2 separate regions of the Mus musculus genome follow, and region 2 is linked to region 1. The links are chromatin loops, found by intact Hi-C in ENCODE. Cell type or tissue: heart. All regions are shown on one strand. Links, peaks and the distances in the headings refer to the core of each region. The heading gives the core; the rest is flanking DNA. Region 1 overlaps Zscan22 (zinc finger and SCAN domain containing 22). Region 2 overlaps Mzf1 (myeloid zinc finger 1).

What was found. A loop is a pair of places that touch in the nucleus more often than their neighbours do. Peaks named below come from ENCODE experiments on the same cell type or tissue, not always from the same donor. Only the 100,000 strongest peaks of a DNase experiment are listed, where the experiment ranks them.
Region 2: it touches region 1 in a loop (5-fold over the local background); 13 of 42 quality-filtered maps call a loop at or near these places.

What each region holds. Positions count from the first base shown.
Region 1 is chr7:12,905,755-12,913,505 of GRCm38, forward strand. It overlaps Zscan22 (zinc finger and SCAN domain containing 22), which reads left to right. Exons shown (of 3, transcript NM_001290436.1): 3 at 480-3,329. The coding sequence ends at 1,567. Among named protein-coding and RNA genes, the nearest start is that of Zscan22, 12 kb to the left of the region's middle. In heart, for the core only: a CTCF peak has its summit at 3,848 (motif pointing right); DNase peaks (open chromatin) are centred at 3,947 and 4,727; H3K4me3 peaks cover 1,256 bases; H3K27ac peaks cover 1,376 bases.
Region 2 is chr7:13,042,759-13,050,509 of GRCm38, forward strand. Mzf1 (myeloid zinc finger 1) reads right to left here. Exons shown (of 6, transcript NM_145819.2): 6 at 1-1,942. The coding sequence ends at 510. Among named protein-coding and RNA genes, the nearest start is that of Mzf1, 8.1 kb to the right of the region's middle. In heart, for the core only: a CTCF peak has its summit at 3,561 (motif pointing left); no DNase peak of the experiment used is centred there; H3K4me3 peaks cover 743 bases; H3K27ac peaks cover 455 bases; H3K27me3 peaks cover 1,803 bases.

The DNA.
Region 1 (7,751 bases), core at 980-5,979:
AGTCACAAGCATCTCGACTGATCTCATTTGGCCACTATTCCCAAAGACAGCTGCAGCGTTTAAGGGACAGAGCCTAGACTCCCAGTGGTCTACCCGCGACTGCAGGGAGGAGATGCACAGGTGCCTGACAAGGACCGGCTCCCTTCACTCTTGTTTCATTCTGATCTTGTCCACATGAAAGCTTTTCCTTTTGGCGTTTTAGCCAGATCAGGAGCCTTGGCAAAATGGATGGTTTGGTTGAGGGTGGAAAAAATCAGAATCACGAGGCAGTTTAAGGTCATATAAGAGGACAAGCCTGAATTCTTTTTCTTACCCAAGACCCCAAAGGGGAAACTTCCTTTTGGAAATGAGGCCATGAGAGAAGAGTGATCCACATCTTCCCTTTCAGAGTAAATGAGCTGGGCCTGAAGCAGATGAAGAGGCTTATGTGGTGATCCATGGTGAAAAAAATAACAGAGTGCTTTTTGATTTAATTCCAGGATGGGAGCCAGGAGTGGAACGTGAAGAGGCAAGTTGCAAACAGAGCAATACAGATGAATTGGAGCCACCAAAAATGGCGACTGAAACTGTCATGGGAAGCGTTTTGCCAAAATCTACCCTTGCCCACACTTGTAAACCTGAGAGCCACTCAGAGAGCCAGCCAGAATTCCTAGGAGCACTCTGGATGAAGTCTACTGCCCAAGAGATGGATTTCAGAAAAGCTCTGGGGCCTCACATGGATGCCCCCAAAGACCAGCCTGGCCATGAGTCTAACACCTCAGGAAACGGTTCCAACATGTGGCCCAACTTCCCTTCCCAAGACAAGGCTTCTTCAGAGGAGAAATTTGGCCCATTACTTGATAATGAGACAGTGCCTCCAGATACTTGCTCAGAGAAGAAATCCTCCAAGGATAGTGAATGTTTGAAAACATTCCAGAACACTTCAGCTCTGGAGGCCCACCAGAAGAGCCACTCTCAGAAGACGCCCTATGCCTGTACTGAGTGTGGGAAGGTATTCAGTCGGAGCACCCACCTTGTCCAACACCAGGTTGTTCACACAGGAGCAAAGCCCCATGCGTGTAAAGAGTGTGGTAAAGCCTTCAGTCGCGTTGCCCACCTGACACAGCACCTGAGGATTCATACTGGGGAGAAGCCTTATAAATGTGAGGAATGTGGTAAAACCTTCAGCCGCAGCACCCACCTCACGCAGCACCAGCGAGTACACACAGGCGAGCGGCCCTACGAGTGTGATACTTGCGGCAAAGCCTTCAGCCAGAGCACCCACCTGACACAGCACCAGCGCATCCACACCGGGGAGAAGCCCTACAGGTGTGATGTGTGTGGGAAAGCCTTCAGTGACTGTTCAGCTCTGGTCCGGCACCTGAGAGTCCACTCTGGAGAGAAGCCTTATCAATGTAAGGACTGCCCGAAGGCCTTCGCACAAAGCTCCTCCCTCATTGAGCACCAGCGCACTCACACAGGTGAAAAGCCTTATAAATGCAGTGACTGTGGGAAAGCTTTTAGCCGCAGCTCAGCTCTCATGGTGCACCTAAAGATCCATATCACCGTGACTCGAAGCACCCCTTAGAGTACAGCACAGCCTCCCTGAGAGGATTGACATCTAAGAAATCTGATAATTGTGCTACCCAGTGTCTAAGGGGTTATCTGGGAACACCTCTACATTTGAGGTCCCAGAGGAAATCCCCTAATGAACACGGATTCAGACCAATTGGTGAAGCTTCTAGAAGCTTCCTACTGCCCTCTGTATCCCACTCAGGCTGGTCCCAGAGAGAAGATACTAAACTGATGATCTGCATTATTTCTTGGAACCAGAGCAAGTAAAGCCAGGTGTCTTTCCAGGCTCAGATGCCCCAAGATCCTCGAGGCAGGAAGACCCCAAGCTTCAGGTTCTCACATAGTTACTGTTCTTGCCGGTTCCTTGCTGGTCAGCCTAGAATGGCCCACTCTGTGCCTTCGTACCTGCTTCCCCACAATATTACTTTATGCCTAACTCCAAGACAGACTTGGGAGGCTGCCTCTCCATGCTATCCCTCTCATGTTCTCCCTGCTTTAATCCACAGTGTCTGTCTTCTCCTCCCACGTCTTCCTTCCACATCTCAGGCTCCAGCCCTGTGGATTCACCGCAGGCTCATCTCTAATCTAGCCCCTCCTGCAGTATCACCTCCTGTGAGCTCACCTTGGGCCTCCCACTGGATTTTTATCAGGGCTCTCCTTTCTCACCTCTTCCTGCCTTCATTCCATCCCCACCCACTTTCTTCCTGGCGCATCTCTTTCTGCTACCCAGATCACAGTGAATCATTCCATGACACAATATGTTGTCAGTGAGTCACCTCTTCAACAAACAAGCATGTCAGGATATATGTCATTTTGGTCCAAGCAATTACTCTAGGTATCCTGAAATGTTGTCAAAGGAATGTTGTCATCTGTCTTTGAGCACAGTGTGTGAAAGTGATTTCAAAGTACTGGTCTGCCTGTTGGGCAAACTACACTCCTTGTCTGTTGTCTTATGTTTGCTCCAGACCTGGCTTCCTCTTGCCTCTTCCACTCCTTGTAGCCTTCACCTTCCACATGTCAGCCATACATCCCCCACCTGTGTGCCTTCTTTCCTCTATGATGTCTCAGATGTCCTTGAAAAGCTTCCCTAAACACTTTGACCTGGCCTTATTTTGCCTGACACACTCTTGCTTCTGGGGTACCCCATTATTAACTATCTTAAACCTCTTTACCATGTCATTGTGCTTACACTTCTTAAACAATGCATAGGCCAATGCTCCCAAAGTATCTTATGCTGTGGACACAGTGCACAGCTAACCCTTCCCAATATCTCTAGGGTGAGTGTGACCAATACCTCCCTTAGGTAGTCACTGTCCTCCACCCCACGTTTCCTTCATAGAGACATTTATGGAAGAGCCCCTGTGCCCATGTAAGTCCAGCTTCAGTGGTCAAAACAAAACATTGCTATACTGAGCCTTCCTTGCCTCAGGGCCTGTAGCCCTGGGTACCACGGATTTAGAGGATGCCAGCACTCTGCCAGTCCTAAACTCAACCTGTTAACTTTGCTTTCCTTTCCCTCAGAAAGACAATCCCCTGGCTCCTGGGCCTCCTGACTTCACAAGGTTTTCTTTTCAGTCATGAATATACGTGAGCTACTATATTTACATCCATTAGCTTAATACATTTTGTTTTCCTGAGCCTTCCATGTCTCCTCTTGTGGCTTCACCTCATTGACTACACAAACAGACCCCACTCCCACCCCCAGGATAACTGCAGATTGGAATATTTCAATAAAAAGTAATAAAATCCTACCACATGGGCAGGGACTGCATACCAATTGGGCTTCTCCAACATCTGCATTTCCTTCTGTGTTGCCAGTGGAGGGAGTCCTCCAAGCAAAGGTTCACATTGCAGGCAGGCCAAACATAGGGCTGTTCCAGAGGTGCCAGATGAAGAGTATTTAGATAGGACTAAGAACCTTCCCCAGTTTGTAGGGCTGCAGATTCCTGTATCTGTGGTGCAGCTGTGCCATGAGGCAGTTTGGAAACAATGTGTAAACACAAAGTTCAGACTCACGGATCTCCTTTTCACAGAAGGTCAAGCCAGACTCACTGGCACCTACTGGGCTCTGATCTCTATAACAGCTATGAAGCCTTTAGTTCCAAGGCTGTCAGACCCAGCACCAAGAGCTGTAACACAGGCTACATTGGAGGACTGAGAAATCTCAATACCTAAGATTGCCTGTTCCATACAATGCCACCTGCCCCTGTGGGCTGAGGAATCCATACATTTAGACCTACAGGAGCTCTAGCAGTAAGGTGAAGACCCAACTTTTCACAAAGGGTGATAACACTAGGGGGCGCTGGTCTGTAGCTGTTTTTACACAGGGCTTGAAAATTAGCTGCAGGCAAGCACGGAAGGAAACCTGCTATCAAGCCCTTGAGTCTATCTGTAGAGCAGAAGCACCACAATAGGTTGGTGGTTTACACAAAATTGCCTAGTCCAAGGCTACCCCACCTGTCTGGTCACGGGCCATCTTCACCCCTACTGACTGTTCCCAAGCTTCAGCCTAGGCTGGCTATGGGGGCTATGTAGGACAGGATACGGCTGTCCTTTTTGTGCAGGCGCGAGTCCCTTCTGCACATGTGTGTGTGTCTTCATTGTCTCTCAATGGACACTTGGAGCTACAGTGTCAGACGCTACCCTTATGGGAAAAGCAGCCAAGAAACATTTAAGAAAGAAATGACCTGAAGGACATGTTCCTGAGACTAGCTCTAGAACTTTCAGGGAGGGAGGCAATAGGTTCCTCCAGCCTCTTTGAGGTGAGGACATTGAAGCAGACAGAAAATGCCTTAAGCCGACTGGAAAGGGAAACAGCAAGTTACAAAGGCCTGGAAAGTGGGTAATGTCCCGGCGTACGCCAAGAAGTGTGCTCGGCTCTAAGAGCCTTAGACTACCATGACTGGTAATAGGTTGGGCTCCCTTCATGAGTTTCAGTCTCCCAGCCACTATAGGATCCAGGAAGGCGTCAGATCTGCACGGAACTAGATAGGCAAAGAGAAAACGCTGCAGAACTGTAGGGAAAGGCAGGAACCGGAAGTGTGCTGTTTCTTATCTCTTCCCTAATCTTACGGTCCGGGAAGGAATGGCAGCACCATTAAGGGCCTGAAGGACTCCGTCTTGGAGACCAGAGCTGCAGGACTAGGCAGAATGTCTCGTTCTCATCGGTGGCTTCCAGCTCGAAACCAGAAGCGGACACATCCTTTTCCCCTCCGTCTCTTAAGTGTTGGGACGGGACCAAAAGCGGGGTAGGGGCACAGCGCAAGGCCTCGTGGGAAACGTAGTACTATTACATCCCTCCTGTGTTATGGCAACAGAGTTAGACGCACCTCCCACCCCCACTCCCCAGTGGGCTATTAACCTTCCTTAGTAAGGAGATAGTAACCGCAGAAACGGTCTACCACTCTCCCACCAAGCTCAAGTTAACGTTGAAAGACTTTTTTTTTCTTTTTTAAGATTTATTTATTTTGCCAGGCAGTGGTGGCACATTCCTTTAATCCCAGCACTTGAGCACTTGGGAGGCAGAGGCAGGTGGATTTCTGATTTCGAGGCCAGCCTGGTCTACAGAGTGAGTTCCAGGACAGCCAGGGCTACACAGAGAAACCCTGTCTCGAAAAACTCAAAAAAAAAAAAAAAATTATTTATTTTATGTGTGTGAGTACATTGCACTGTCTTCAGACACACCAGAAGAGGGCATCAGATCCCACTACAGATGGTTGTGAGCCACTTTGTGGTTGCTGAGAATTGAAAGCAGTCAGTGCTCTTAATCACTGAGCCATCACTCCAGCCCATGTTGAAAGACTATTGAAAAGCCCTAAAATGTCCCAGTGAGTGTGCCACCCTCCAGGCTAGTGAAATCCTGGCTCTAGAAGTGGAATTGACCACTGAGTATCAAAGTTCACTCGGTAACTATATGTGCATCCTGCATGAAGAAGAACCAACCCTCGCCCCGTGGTGTGAAACCTATTCTCCTGGTCTTGGATAGAATGACCTGGTCAAGCCAACTGCCTTTTGTTGGTTTTCATAACATCCTCCATCTATCCTATAATTTTTACCTTCATCTGATTTTGTTGTTTTGAAACAAGATCTCATATAGCCCAGACTGGCTAAGAATATTGAGAGCTGGGCCTAAAGAGATGGCTCAGTGGTTAAAAGCACTGGCTGCTTTTCCAGAGGGCATGGGTATGTTTTCCAACACCTTCATGGTGGATCACAACCATTCATAACTCCAGTTACAGGAATCCATTATCAACTTATGATACCTCTATGAGCATCAAGCAGGCATATGGTATCCATACATTCAAGAAAAATACACACCAACTTAAAATAAAATAAAATAAGGGCTGGTGAGATGGCTTAATGGCTAAGAGCACTGGCTGCTCTTCCAGAAGTCATGAGTTCAATTCCCAGCAACCACATGGTGGCTCACAACCATCTATAGGGGGATCTGATGCCTCTTCAGGCAGGCTGAGGTATATGCAACAGAGCACTCATGCATTAAATAAATAACTTTTCTAAAATAAAAATAAAAATCACACACACACAAAAAGCATTTTGAAAGCTATAAGATGCTGGGCGTGGTGGTGCACGCCTTTAATCCCAGCACTTGGGAGGCAGAGGCAGTCGGATTTCTGAGTTCGAGGCCAGCCTGGTCTACAAAGTGAGTTCCAGGACAGCCAGGACAGCCAGGGCTACACCGAGAAACACTGTCTCGAAAAACCAAAAAAAAAAAAAAAAGCTATAAGACAAGGAGAAGCTGAAGTCAGTAGGCCAGGTGGTTAGAAGACACCACCTTGCATCTGTATTCGTTTCCCTAGTAACACACACTGTCTTCATCTTAGTAAAGACTCATTTTGGAATTCTGACTTCTGTGTGTTGTTTTTATCTGTTATACTTTGTCACTCTGGCAAACAGGAAACTGCTCATGGAGCATTTGGGGAAGAGCTTTGTCTCCTCTCCTCTCCTACCTCCCCACCCCCCTGCTGGGTTTCTAAAACAGAGTAACCCTCTTTATCTTATGCTACCCTCAAACTCATCATCCTCCTGCCACAGCTTCCTAAGCCCTGTGACTACGTATGCATCCATGGCCGACTCCAATCATTCATTTATGGGTTCGTTGTTCTATTTTATATTTTATATTTATTTAGTGGAAGGTAGCGGCACACACACGATAGGCCCTAGAACCCTAGAGCACCTGTGGAGGTAGGAGAAACTTGTGGGAGTTGATCCTCTCCTACCACCATGTAAGTTCACACTATCAAATTCAGGCCATCATACTAAGTATTTACCTGCTAAGCCAATTTGCCAATAATCCTTTGAGCAAGGAAAGCCACACACCCAGTTGTCCTGGTATTTATGTTTGTGATTCCAGTATTTAATGCTGGTCTTACTTTTTTTTTTTTTTTTTTTTGGTTTTTCAAGACAAGGTTTCTCTGTATAGCCCTGGCTGTCCTGGAACTCATGTTGTAGACCAGGCTGGCCTCGAACTCAGAAATCCACCTGCCTCTGCCTCCCGAGTGGTGGGATTAAAGGCGTGCACCACCACGCCCGGCTAGTCTTACATTTTTAATATTGCCTATTCCCATTTTCCTAAGTAAGTAAATTTATGTAAATCTGTGGTTCTCAACCTGGGGACAGTTCTGTTTTCTAGGGTACAGTTGTTCATGTCTAGAGGTACTGGAAGCTGTGGTGGGGCAGGGAACACTACTAGTATTTTGTAGATGGAGGCCAGAGATACTGCTAAGCATCCTGGAATGTACAGGATAGACCTAGCCATAAATGCAGTGTGCTGAGCTAGAAAACCCAGTGAGGAGCTGGGGTCCAGGCTGCTTGGTAGAATGCTTGCCTACCGTGCACAAACCCCTGACCCCACACTTAGGAAGAGGAGGCAGAATAATCAGAAATTCAAGGTCAGCCTCAGCTTCATAGGAAGTTTGAGGCCGGACTGGGCTTCATAGGTCTGTCTCAATAAAACCAAAATATAAATTGTTATCTCTGCGGACGAAATACGCCAATTCATACAGAATTAAAAAGTATAAAGGCCGGTTTACTGGGGCAGCTTTCCAGTGGGTTCACCAGTCCCAAGGAATGAGGCCAGGGAAGTTATCGTGCGAGGCAGGGAGACAAAGGAGAGGGCGCCAAAATGTCTGGATTATATAGTGAAGAGCTTCTTGGGGAGAGGAAGCCTAGCCCCTGGG
Region 2 (7,751 bases), core at 1,378-6,377, 140 kb after region 1:
CTTATGATGTCGCCCAGACTGAACTCAAACTCTCTGCAATCCTCTTGCCTAAGCTTCCTGAACGCTGGGGTTACACGTGTGTACCATCACAGCCAGCTGGACTACCCTTTTCAGTCACCTACCAGTGACATAGTTGGTAGACCTCTCTCTTGACTAGACCCATGGCAGCCGTGGAGAACCCTTTCCTCCTTTGTGAATGTGGCTACTCTTCCCCATCTGAGGCTGGGCATCCCCTCTGTATAAGCCAGAGGTATGCTACAGAGTATATCCCACAAGAAAGCAGGTGTGCTACTGTGGAAGGGGGTGTGGAGCCTCCCCTGGAAGCCGTGTTTGCATAGCTTATACCAGCATGGAAACAGCGGTAAAGTGGGCAGAAGAAATGTGCAGGTTGGGGAGACATCATGTGTTTATTGAGCACCTCCTGAAGCCCAGGCTTTACTGGGGCCTGTTGGGAGATGCCTGCCTCACAACAACCTTGTGAAGTGTTTTCACAGCTCAGTGCTGTACAACTACTCAGTGCTGTGGACACGCTGGTGCTGGATGAGCTTGGTGCTCTGGTTGAAGCGTCGGCCACAGTCCTGGCAGGCGAAGGGCTTTTCGTGCCGGTGAGTGCGCAGGTGCTGCGTGAGCGTGGGCCGCTGGCGAAAGGCCTTGCCACATTCGGGACACGCGTAGGGTCGCTCGCCCGTATGGATGCGCCGGTGCTGGGTGAGGTTGGCGTGCTGCCGGAAACTCTGGCCACATTCGGGACAGGCGAAGGGCCGCTCACCTGTGTGGATGCGCTGGTGCTCGGTGAGCCGAGACACCTGCGTGAAGCCGAGGCCGCACTCACCGCAGCAGTAGGGCTTCTCGCCAGTATGGGTCCTTTGGTGGCGCGTGAGCTTGAGTCGCTGGCTGAAGCGCTGGCCGCACTCGGGGCACGCGAAGGGCTTCTCACCCGTATGCACACGCAGGTGCTGCGTGAGCGTGGGCCGCTGGCGGAAGGTCTTGCCACATTCGGCGCAGGCGAAGGGCCGCTCTCCAGTGTGGATGCGCTGGTGCTGGGTGAGATTAGAGCGCTGCCGGAAGCTTTGGCCGCACTCGGCACAGGCGAAGGGCCGTTCGCCGCTGTGCACGCGCCGGTGCTGCAACAGCACCGAACGGCGGCCGAAGCGCTCGCCGCACTCCACGCATCCGAAGGACTTGTCCCCGGTGTGCACCGCCTGGTGCTCTAGCAGCACGGCGCGTCGTGGGAAGCTCTCGCAGCACTCGCTGCATGGGAAGGGGCCCGGGGGCTCCGGGACTCCGGCGAGGGGCAGGATGGATGGCGCTGGACCAGGCGGATCGCCGTGGATGCGCTGGTGCTGCAGTAGGTTGGAGCGCTGCCGAAAGCTCTGGCCACACTCTGTGCAGCGGAACGGCTGCTCGCCCGTGTGTACACGCCGGTGCTCCTCCAGGCGGGCGCTGCGCACGAAGCCCTGGCCACAGTCGCGGCACACGAAAGGCCGTTCCTCAGTATGCGTGAGCTGGTGGCGCAGTAGGTGAGAGCTGCGGCTGAAGCTGCGGCCACACTCGCCACACACGAACGGTCTCTCGCCTGTGTGGATCTTCTGGTGCCGCAGCAGATTGCTTCGCTGGCTGAACACCTTGCCACACACGTCGCAGCGGCCGCCTCGCATGGCTCCAGTCCCCGAGCGAGGGTGGCTCTGGCTCCGGCCCCTTGGGGCATGCCATCGAGTCGCCACCAATGCTGGGCCCACACTGGGGCAGGGATCCTCGCAGGCAGGGTCCTGTTCACCTCCTGGGTCGCTGGGGAGTACAAGGGCATGGGCAAAGCCACCTTCCGTGGTAGGGGACTGTATCTGTCCAGAGAGGCTAGCCATGTCCAGATCCCAGGGGACATGGAGGTGGGGGCTCATCATATCTGGCTCTGCCGTGATGCTGTCCATCTGCAGCGTAAACCCTGCACAACGGGACCCATTCTTTTAGAGACTCGCTTTCTGCTCTAACCCATGGAACTCTGGGAGCCTGAACTATAGGCTTGGAACTGGTTGGTGAGGCAGAAAGGAGATAAGAGTGGCTGCTCTATCTGAACAGGTTTCCTTGTGATGGGCAGAACCCTGAGGGGAACACTGAGGTGTCTGCAAAGGCTTTTCTGATTTGACTTAAGTCATTCGGGGTGGGAACCTCTTTTTGGAAGAATTCTGGGGTGACAGGAGGGCCCAGTTTAGGTGGCCAATGAGGGTCTTGGAAAATGCAGAGAAGAATGTAGATTCAATAAAAGCCAGAGGTGACATCACAGGCAGCATTACAATAATGTAGTTCTTTAGCCTTGGGTTTAGACTTGCCACACTTGAGATGACCCAGGCAAGGAGATTCTATGAAGGCTTGGGAGTTAGAGGTGAGATGAACACGACCTACATGTGATCAACATGGGAACTGTCTATGTAGAAGTATGTCCTTGCTACAGAGTGAGCCTTCCAAGGTGCCAGCCTCAGGCACAATGGACTATAGGGTGAGCTTGTGTAAGAGGATACTCAAGGGATGATGTGACCACCAAGATTACTGGGAATGGAGACAAAATGGGTGACAGAAAATCCAGGAAGCACCAAAAGGAAGGAAGATAAATTTGAATACATCAAAGGAAATCAGAATCCAAAGCCAACCTAACAACTCTCCAGAGATGAAGGGCTAATTAATTTACTACAGAGATCCCATAAATCAACAGTGACCTGACAGCCAGCCACACTGTGGAAGGATGTGAATGTGAAAGAAAAAAAAAAAGTAACTAATTGTTTAAACTCCATAGAATATGCTAGTGGCTGCTTTGAAAAATCCACAGTAGGGCTGAATTGACACTCTGTTTCTGGTTCTCAGCAATTATTTTTTTCCAGAGATGGGACTTGAACCCAGGAGGTCTCAGGTCCTAGGCAAATATTCTACCATTGAGTCACCCCCCCCCCCCTTTTTTGTGGCTGCATGTATGTCTGCTCACCGTGTTCGACCAGGTGGCTTGAGTGCCTGAGAAGGCCAGACGAGGAGGCTGGATCTCCTGACACTGGAATTACAGATGATTGTATGCTGATACGTGGGTGCTGGGAACAGCAAGAAAAGCCAGTGTGCTCTTAACTGCTGAGCCATCTCTCTAGCCTTGTTACCAAAATCTTAAGTGTTTGCATGCATTGCTGGTGCAACACATGTTGGGTTGGAAAACTGAATCAAAATAGTAAATGCTCAGGGCACTGATGGTAAGTATTTCCAATCCCAGACTCTGAGGGACAGAGATAGAAGTTCAAGGTTGTCAAACAAACAAATCAAGTTCAAAGCCAGTTGGGTTATATAAGATACTATCCTAAAAACCAAAACCAAAACAACCTCATAAACATTAAAACAGTGTTCTACACTGTCCCAGGAATTCCACTTTTAAGTACTCCTGTCTAGTAGTTGTGTCCCTCCTTGTGTTAATGATCTATGAAAAGAGTTTTCCAGTCCTTAATGAGAAGCAATCCAAAAGAACTGTTGACAAAGGAGTGACCACGGTGAGCCAGGAGTCTACAGAGCTGTCTGAAGTCCTGTGGTGACCCCTGGTGTTTGCAAAGCATATGGCATGAAAACAGGAACAGAATAAGGTCATTTGGGCATCCACGAGCCATACATATATATATTATATGTATATGTGACTGTATGAGTTTGTGTCACCATGTGTATTCAGATACCCTAGGAGGTCAGAGGGCATCAGATCCCCTGTGAACTTCCTGAAGTGGGTCTGAAAAGCAGCTAACACTCTTAACCACTGAGCACCCTCTCTCTTGCTCCCATCCCCCCCTTATAATACACATTTAAAACCTATCGCTTGTTTATTGGTGTGTGTGTGCACTTATGCTACAGGACACACGTGGAGGTCAGAGGACTGTCTGGAGGCTTTGGTCTTTTCACCATGGGGATTCTGGTGAACCATCTCGCCAAGCAAGGCTTGTTCTTATTTATTTATTTATTTTCGAGACAGAGTCTCACTATGCATCCCTGGCTGTCTTAGAACTCACTATGCAAACCAGTGGCCTCCAACCTCCCAAGTGCTGGGACTAAAGGTGTGTGTCACTATGTCTGGCTTGTTCATTAAAAATATATTTTTGAGTTCAAGGCCAGCCTGGTCTACAGAGTGAGTTCCAGGACAGCCAGGGCTACACAGAGAAACCCTGTCTCAAAAAAAAAAAAAATATATATATATATATATATATATATATTTTTTTTTTTTTTTTTTGAGCTGGGCATGGTGGCGCACACCTTTAATCCCAGCACTCGGGAGGCAGAGGCAGGCGGATTTCTGAATTCAAGGCCAGCCTGGTCTACAAAGTGAGTTCCAAGACAGCCAGGGCTATACAAAGAAACCCTGTCTCAAAAAACCAAAAAGAAAAAAAAAAAAAAAGATGGTTTCCGAGGCATTCATTCATTCATTTTTTCCAGCTCCAGAGTTGTTCATTTTAAAACACTGTTTTTATTTTGAGATAGGGTCTGTATAGCCCTGGCTTGCCTGAAACTCATCATTTAGACAAGGCTGACCTCAAATTCATAGAACTCTTCAGGCTCCATGTACTAGAATTAAAGGTGTGCACCACTATGTCTCCATATATGTGTATGTCTATGAGCATGTGAATGCAGTGAAGTCAGAGCTCAGAAGAGAGGATCGGGGGGCCCCTGGAACTAGATGTACAGGGAGTTGTGAGCTACCTGACCTGGGTGCTAGGAATACAATTTCAGGCCTCTGCAAACAGTATGCTCTCTCATCTGCTGAGCAATCTCTCTGGCCCCTTAAACATTTTCTTTTTGTTTTTTTTTTCTTGCCAGTGCATAGTTGTGCATGCCTATAATCCCAGATACTTTTGGTGTCTGAGGCAGAAAGACTAACATAAATTTGATACCAGTTCTGAGTAAAAGTAGGATCAAGAATCCCTGAATACCTAGAGAAAAACAACAACAAAGAAAGAAATCAAACTAAAAAAACCGCACGCACACATACACACACACACACACACACTCCAAATAACAAAAATCCTTTCATCTTTAAATTTTTAAAATTTATATATGTATTGGTGTTTTGCCTGTATGTATGTCTGTGTACTATGTGTGTGCAGTGCCTGCAATGGCCAGCCAGATTCTCTGGGACATTTTTGAGCTACCATGTGGGCACTGGGAATCAAACCTATGTCCCCTGAAGAGCAACCTGTATTTTTAACCATTGAGCCATCTCTCCAGCTCCATTAAAAAAACAAAAACAAAAAAACCATTTTCATCTTTCTGCTTTTTTATTTTTGGTATAAATCAACAGGTCTATGTAGCCCTGGCTGGTCTGGAACTTGCTAGGTAGACCAGGTTGTCTTTAAATCCACAGAAATCTGCTTGCCTTTGACTGCCCAGTGCTGGGATTAAGGGCCTATAATCTTGTGCTGCCATTTCTGGTTTGCTGTGTATTTTTGAAACAGTGTTTCACCCTACACCTGTGTTCATAAAAGGCTACTGAGCACCTGGCTGTACAGGTATATGTTGGTTAACTAAAGGGACAACTCTACAGAAAGGTGTTGTCAAGTGGTTTTGATTTTTACATTAAAATAATTATTTTTGCTGTGGATATAAATATATATATGGCCACATGTCTTCCATGATACAATATGTGGAGGTCAGAAGACAACTTATAGGAAGTGATTTTCTCCTTCCACCATGTGGGTCGCAGAGATTGAACTCAAGTTGTGGTTCAGGAGCAAGCCCTCTTTCTTCTTGAGCCATCTTGCCAGCCCTAACTTTTTTTTTTTTTTTTCTGTGTAGCCTTGGCTATCCTGGAACTCACTCTGTAGCCCAGGCTGTCCTCTGCCTCCCGAGTGCTGGGATTAAAGGCAGCACACCCGGCTGCCAGCCCTAATTTTTGAGGCAGGCTCTCACATTACAGTACAAGCTGGCTTTGAAGACATACAATCCTCTAGCGTCTGCCTAACTCCTGCCTCCACCTCCCAAATGCTAGGTGTGCAGCACCATATGGAGCTTTGGCAATACACTGAGATAATTGTTGTCTGTGGCCTGGGCTGACTAACCACTGCTACGCAGTGCATGATTATATTGTGTCTGCTCCGTGGCATACAGACTCTTTCTGGAAGGCACAGACAGAACCTGTCATGTTGACTGCTGGAAACTGATGGGGCACTGCACTGTTTTTTTGTTTTGTTTGTTTTTTTCGAGACAGGGTAGCTCTGGCTGTCCTGGAACTCACTCTGTAGACCAGGCTGGCCTGGAACTCAGAATTTCACCTGCCTCTGCCTTCCAAGTGCGCCACCACCGCCCGGCTGCACTACACTGTTGTACTCTTTGTATACCATTTGGAGTTGTCACCATGTGAATGCATTAACTATGGCTACTGTCCTGAGCTCATATAGCTTTGTGAAATTAGCTTGCTTTTGCCTCCTGGCAGGCTGGTTTCATATGAGCAGGACTACTACCTGCTAACTATGTAGGACAAGCCCTAGCTGCAAAGTGTTGATGCTGATTTAGAAAGGATGGTTCTGCTGAGCCTTCTGACTCAGGATAAGTCAAATCATTACTGCTTCTAGGCTAGGCTGTAGCTAGCCAGGATTCATCCCAAATGCAGGGACTCCAGGACACTGAGATGTTGCTTGACTGCACACACGAGTACATACTGCTACTCAAAGCAGCTAGTAGAATAGCTCTATGAAGACAGGCTCTTTCCTTCCTTCCTTCCTTCCTTCCTTCCTTCCTTCCTTCCTTCCTTCCTTCCTCTCTCTCTCTCTCTCTCTCTCTCTCTCTCTCTCTCTCTCTCTCTCTCTTTCTTTCTTTCTTTCTTAAGATTTATTTATTATATGTAATTACACTGTAGCTGTCTTCAGTCACCCCAGAAGAGGGCATCAGATCTCATTACAGATGGTTGTGAGCCACCATGTGGTTGCTGGGATTTGAACTCAGTCAGTGCTCTTAACCATTTAAACATTTAAAATAGCATCATAATTAAGTACTAAAACAATCTCTGGGAGTATAACTCTAATAATAGAGTGCACGTTTAGCATGTGCAAAAGTCTAGGGCTTAATCCCTGGTACATGTGTGTATAAACACATATACACACAAACAAACACACCACATCACCACCACCAAAATCACTAATAGGGCTGGGGATTTGTCTCAGCTGGTAAAATGCTGGTGGCATGCATGAAGCCGTTCTAATCCCAACACTGCATAAACCAGGAGAGGTATCCTACTCCTGTAATCCCAGCACTTGGTAAGTAGAGTCAGGAGCATCATTTGTTCAAGGTCAATCTCAGCTACATACTGAGTTCCAAGCCACCCTAGGATATAGTAGACCCTTCTCTAAATAACCAAAACTCCATCTGCCACAAAAGGCACAGCTGGAGGATGAAACAAGTGGCCAAGGGGCATGCCAGGAATCATGGAGGAGAAGATGAATTGATGCTTGAAAGCAAGAGGTATGGTTGTCTACAGCAAGAGCAGCCGGAGGAGGAGGAAGCAGCCGGGGGGTGGGGGTGGGGGGGCCCGAAGCAGTGCTGCCAATGTGCCTGCAAGAGAGCTGAGAGACTGGAGCTGTGGATGAAGAGGGAAGCGGGGTCCAAGCAGGACAAAGTGGTCCCTGTGCAACACAAGCAGTGCTGGTCAGGGCAGGTGAATTCTGAGGCGGCAGCAGCAGGCGCTTATGCTGGATGCTCTTTTCTGCCTTAGGGTGCTGCCAAGCATGATGACCTGAGCTGGAACCTGAGGA